Regions from separate parts of the Homo sapiens genome. Here region 1 is linked to region 2. The links are chromatin contacts, found by Hi-C in ENCODE. All regions are on one chromosome and are shown on one strand. Each heading gives the region's core, a stretch centred on a gene start or an enhancer-like site at or near the end of the contact. The rest is flanking DNA. Distances are from core to core; before and after follow the strand shown. Region 1 holds the start of PDE6D (phosphodiesterase 6D). Region 2 holds the start of MFF (mitochondrial fission factor).

What was found. A loop is a pair of places that touch in the nucleus more often than their neighbours do. Pooled maps may share reads with other maps.
Region 1: a map of CD4-positive, alpha-beta T cell shows a loop between it and region 2 (9-fold over the local background). The contact joins the promoter of PDE6D here to the promoter of MFF in region 2. A Hi-C loop is called at or near these places in 2 of 168 maps with a recorded cell type or tissue (CD4-positive, alpha-beta T cell and naive thymus-derived CD4-positive, alpha-beta T cell) and 6 of 50 pooled maps.

What each region holds. Positions count from the first base shown.
Region 1 is chr2:231,779,813-231,782,677 of GRCh38, forward strand. It overlaps PDE6D (phosphodiesterase 6D), which reads right to left and starts at 1,470. Exons shown (of 5, transcript NM_002601.4): 1 at 1,253-1,470. The coding sequence starts at 1,302. It also overlaps a transcript of COPS7B not described here. RefSeq lists enhancers at 637-716, 1,267-1,496 and silencers at 660-883, 1,007-1,056.
Region 2 is chr2:227,323,969-227,326,668 of GRCh38, forward strand. It overlaps MFF (mitochondrial fission factor), which reads left to right and starts at 1,283. Exons shown (of 9, transcript NM_001277062.2): 1 at 1,283-1,459. It overlaps MFF-DT (MFF divergent transcript), which reads right to left and starts at 1,196. Exons shown (of 14, transcript NR_102371.1): 1 at 1,150-1,196. RefSeq lists an enhancer at 1,105-1,154 and a silencer at 1,335-1,624.

The sequences.
Region 1 (2,865 bases), core at 220-2,719, 4.5 Mb after region 2:
TCCTTTTTGCACTGTGGTCTAAAATGTATTACCAACTTGGTTTCTGATTATAGCAAAGCAATTAAATTTGCAAGCGTGACATGGACATTGTGAAAACGCAACAGAATACCAAGAAAACAGTGCTTTACTAAACCTCCAAGGGAGGAGCCCTGAAGTGGTGACTACCTTTTCACTGAGGGAGCAATTTAAGAACGTTCGTACTATAGATTACAGATAGGATGCATGAAGAGATTAAAGTTGGCAGGAGAATGGAAAATTTGAATATCCAAGTTTGCATTTTTTCATCTGCATCATATGGTGACAGACTAACACACTCCACGAAAACACAAAGCTTCCTTACGGAGAGGATGCAAAAGGGGCACCACAACAGGCCCGAGGCAATGATTTCTCTACCCCACTCTATCCTACCGTGGCCCCAGCGACATCACACCATTGCTGGACAGCTCCACCACAGCTAGGCATAACCGCACCGACAGGAGCGAGCAAAGACACCTCGGCTAGGAGTCCCAGCGCGAGGCACCCCACACCTAAGCCTATGGTCCTCATCTTGCTGGAAAGAAAACTGAGGCGCTGAGGGGGAAGCAGTGACCAATGCCTGAGAAGGCCAAGAGTGTTAAGACGAGGTCGATCTTGGACTTCTCTTTCCCCACCTCCCCCAACTACTCCAGTCCTGGAAGAAGCCACAAGTTTGGAAGAGAAGTTGTGGAAACCAGACGGGGGTGGGGTGCGGTGCGGTGCGGTGGGGGACCTGAGAGAGTTTTAAAAGCACTGGTATTTGTCCCACACAAGGTCGCCCGCTCCAAGTCACTGTTCCCCGCTCCCCGGGTAGGCTTATAGCCAAAGAGGCTTCTAGGCTTCGAGATCAGCCCACCGCGCCCCCTCAGCCCTTCTCCGCGGGCCGCAGCCCCATCCCGGCCTCTGGGTCCCGGCCGGGGATCGGAACCCAGCCGGCTTCTCCGACAGCGTTTCCGACGCCCGGCACCTCTCGCAGCCCCGTCCCCCAGGCTCCCCCGTCTCCACCCGCCACCCCCCGGCGCTCCCGTCAACGTCCCCTTCCTCCCTCAGGACGCCCCTTGGGGCGCCTCTCGCGCCGGGTCCCGCCGGGTGCTCGGCACGCTGTTCCTTTCCTCTCCCCTCCCGCGGCCCTTCTTCTGTGGGGCCCACCTGGCGCGGCCCCCGCCCCCGGCCAGTCTCCTCAGTGAGCGGCCGCCTCCCAAGTCCTCCCGGCCCCGCCCCGCTCCCGGACGGATACAGTTTGAAGCCCCTCAGGATCTCCCTGGCCCGCTCGTCCTTGGCTGACATGATGCGGCGGTCGCCGCCCGCGGCTTTCTCACTCTGGTCGGCGGAGCCTCGCAGACGGTGCCCAGGAGCCGAGGATGGAGCCGCAGCCCGGCTTGGAGACCTCGGGCTAGCAGCCGCAGCGGCCAGACCAGGACCGGCCTCTCTCTCCCCTCAGCTCCCGCTTCTGATCCCTTCTCCTTCCCCCTAGCCTCGCAGTGCCCTCCTGGAACCAATGGAAAGCCAGCCTTGGCGATTGGCATCTCAACCAGCCAGTAGGAGCGCGCAGCGGCTTCGCAGGGGGACTGTTAACGTCAATGGGAAGGGCCCTCCCCGGGAAGTCCCATAGGACACAATATTCATCTGGTGTTGTTGCCTAGAGTTTGTCCCAGCGGAGGGTTGGCTTCGGATCTGCAGAGGCTTTAGGGACCTGCTCCAGCCACTGAGCACACTAGCCGTCTGAGACGGCAGCTGAGTTGCACTGTGCGACGCGACAGAGACTACATTTCCCAGCATTCCAGCGGCGCACTCGGGGGACCACAGATCCCAGCGCACCACAAAGAGGCCCGGGGACTACAAATCCCAGCATCCCCTGCACTCGGTTCCTCTGTAACTTAGACTCCAGTGTGCCGCGCAGTGTGCGCAAATTCACAAACCCGCCCGCTGAGTTGGTCGTTTCGGAATCCCGAGACTTGAAACCCAACGGGAAGACCCTTCTCACCCTCAAAAGAAGATGACAGCCCGCAGAGAGTTAACTTCTGTTTACATGGAACTCAGACATCTGCAAATCATGGTAAGGCTGCAAACAACAAACAAAAACACTGATTAAACCGTGAAAGAGAACAAAATGACTTCTTCAAATCGTGCTTGTTTGTTGGTCTGAGGCGCCTTTTACATGTATTTCAGGGTTTTTTGCTGTATTCCTGGTTTGCACCGGGAGAGCTATGGATTGTATACTCAGAATATCAAAACATAAAGGGACTTTGCTAATCTATCCCCTGTTGTTACGTATGAGGAAATTGAGGCCCAGAGAGGCGAAGGGATTGGCCACAGATCACAGCAAGTTCGGGCAGAGTTAGAATTCAGCCCTAAGTCGGCTGACTTGCAGTCTGGACTCTTTGCACCACACTAAGGAGGTGATATTTTTAGCAGCATGGCAATGTGAATTATTCTCCTTGAACGGTTTTCCTATCCACTGTTGAAACACCCAGAATTAGGTAGCATTTATTTGGTGGATTTCTTGCGAGTGAGGGAGTGTGATATTTATTTATTTTCAGCCTAGGTAGGATTTGGTGTTTTGTTTTTTGCCACTCAAGGTGACATTTAATGTGATTTCAGGAAGTAGGTAAAATTACAGTGTGAGCCACGGTTTCCTTGGAAACCTCCTCTGTCCTTCTCTTGGCCTTCCTTCCTCTGCCTGTCCCCACTTTCACCCATCTGGGAACTCACCCAATTTTTTCTTCCATGTAATTCAACAAATATCTTTTCAGCCTGTTATTTGTCAGGCACTGAGTGGGTAAAAGGTGAAGGACATGGTCACTGCCACCAGGAAGATGAACATATATTTAGGGAAATAAGGAGACTCCA
Region 2 (2,700 bases), core at 33-2,532:
TACATAGAATTTCTATTAACATAGCTAGATCATTTTCTTCCAGGTCCTCCCAATCCTAAAGAGATTACGTAAGAATCTAGCACCTTTTAAAGATCTGAATAGGAAACATTTGTCATCCATTGTCTCTAAGGGCAGCCACTATAAGACTTCAAAAGAACCTTGGTCTCCACAATCTTTTATTTTAACCTCAACATTTCCTTTCTATGGGTCCCAGGTCTTCAACTGTCAACCAGAAAATGTTTAAATTTACCTACAGCCTTGGAAGCCCCTGCTTTGAGTTGTCCCACCTTTCTGAACCAAACCAATGTAGTTCTTAAATTTATTTGATTGATGTCTCATGCCTCCCTAAAATACATAAAACCAAGCTGCGCCCCAACCACCTTGGACACATGTTCTCAGGACCTCCTGAGGGCTCTGTCACGGGCCATGGTCACTCACATTTGGCTCAGAATAAATCTCTTCAAATATTTTAGAGTTTGACTCTTTTCCTCATCAGTTTAATTCTTAGGCCCAGCCAAGACCCCAAGAGGGGAGAGGAAATATTTTCACTTTCCCTACACCAGTGTTAAGAAGCCCAAGAACGCAATTCAGAGGGCTTCCCAAATCATTTTGAAGAATGGTAACATCTCTAGAATATCAATTAGATCGTAGGGGAGTACATAAGTCATGTGTACACCTTTAGGTGTTTGTGAAAACCAAGGCATATAAAATATCACATTATTTGGCCTCAGTACATTCCCATACTGACAAGCACTGTACCATTTTTCCCCCGCTCTAAGCAAGGGCTTCCTGGGGGGAAGAGTCTGTGGTTGGGTGTTCAGAAGCAGAGAGTGCTCTCCCAAAGCTAAACGATGCCGCCAACTACTGTGAAACTTAACTTCCCCTCTCCCGGAATTCTCATGGAAGACAAGGTCTGATCAACCGAGGGCTTAAGAAGTATCAAATTGGAACTCATGGAATCACTGGCGGAGCTGATTTACATATGAGAATTCCTAAGCCTCACAGCATAGAAATTTTCATGCCAGATGGTCCTGAAAAAGTTGTTTTAATTGGCTACCAAAGGTTTACCTTGCAAACACCAAGTTCTTAAAGATTACAAAATCTAATAAAGCCGAAGTGTGAATTAAACTTAACCGCAAGAGGAGTCACCTGCGGTCACCTCGTTTCGCCCACAACAAAGATGTCTGCGCATCGCTTACCGTGGAGCCGTTCCAGTGCGTGGGCCACGCGTCCGCCCTTTTCCGCGTCACATGACCACGAACACTCTTCCGCTACGGCTCCCAGAAGGGGCCAGCCCGCGCCTTTCGCGCTTCTGCCCTGGCCCTCTGCGGGCCGCTCCGCCGGTGCTGTCCCTGGGCGCCTCCGTGCTCTCAGCCAACCACCTCTGAGAGCGCCCACTCGAGCGCCCCGGGAGCCAGAGGGCGGGGGTCCTCGCCGGGACCCTCCTGTGGGCCCAGGGGTGAGTGTTGACGTCTTCCCGACCCGCGACCTGCCGCCCGAGCTGGCTGCCAGGCCTATCGCCGCCGCCGAGACCCTCCGGCCAACAGGGACCCGCGGTGGCCCCGGCCCCCCCGGTAGTGTCTCCCTGACCCGAGTCCCGTCCCCGGGCCTCTTGCCTTCAACCCTGGTCTTTCCTCCTCCCCGGGACCTTGAGTCCCCGAGGAGAGCGAGGGAGAGGAGCGTCTTCTGCAGGTGTTTTTGGGCGAACCTCTTCACCTTGTGTGGTTCGGCGTCTCCTTTTGTGTATTAACCCGGACTTTTCCGACTGGAAAATAGGGGTTTGGGAAGCAGCGGGAGTCCCGTGAGCGTGAACGCCGGGCTTTGCAGGTCTTCACTCATCCTTCCCTGCCAAGGCCCTGACACCTTACAGGCTGACCTTAAACCTGCCTTGTTTAAAAGGAGGTTTTTGTGTTGTTTTGTGGCAAGTACATTTTGGAAAAGAAGGGCCTTGTTGGAAGCCCAGGTTGTGGCATCGCGGGTGGCTGCGGGCCACCCTGTCCGTCTGTGAGCATCCCTGCTCGCAGATGTGGCTGCAGGCAGTTGCTCTCGGGTTTCCTTCCAGGAGCTGGGAAGCCGGAGGAAAGCTGCGGTTCCTGTTCCGCCGAGCTTCTGACCTTCCTCTGCAGGACGTGTGCTACTATTACTATCGTAAAAGAACACCCCTGTCTACCTCCCACAAAGTTAGAAGCAAAGGGCATTCTCGAGGGAAGAGCACCCTTTCAAAAGTGACATGTTTTCATTGGAGAACATTAAAGGGGAAAAAAAAAAAAAAGGTTTCTGGCCCTTCTGCCCAAATATAGAACCATTTGTATTCAGGCCTCTCATCCACCGAGAGACTTAAGATGATCACAAATGTTTTGTCTCCCTGCGTGAAAAACATTTTTTCTGCCTCAATTCCGTTGGCTAATGAGAGCCCAAAAGAAAAACCCTTAGGAAAATTAGGACGATTTAGTTATACTTAGTAGTCTTTTCCCATGCAATTAAATTGCTTGGGGGACCTTCTATCTTTTGGTTTCAAAGGCTTGTATATTGGTTTTGCCATTTTTTCCAAAAGGAAATTGTGTTCTCTCCCTTCCTGTCTGATAGAGCTGCCTCCTTTCAGAATTGCAAAGTTTAGTCTTCGCTCTCCTCTCTTCTGGTATTGAAACTTTTCTGTGGGTTCATAACCTTATTTTAAAGTTCATTAATATATAGTTTTAA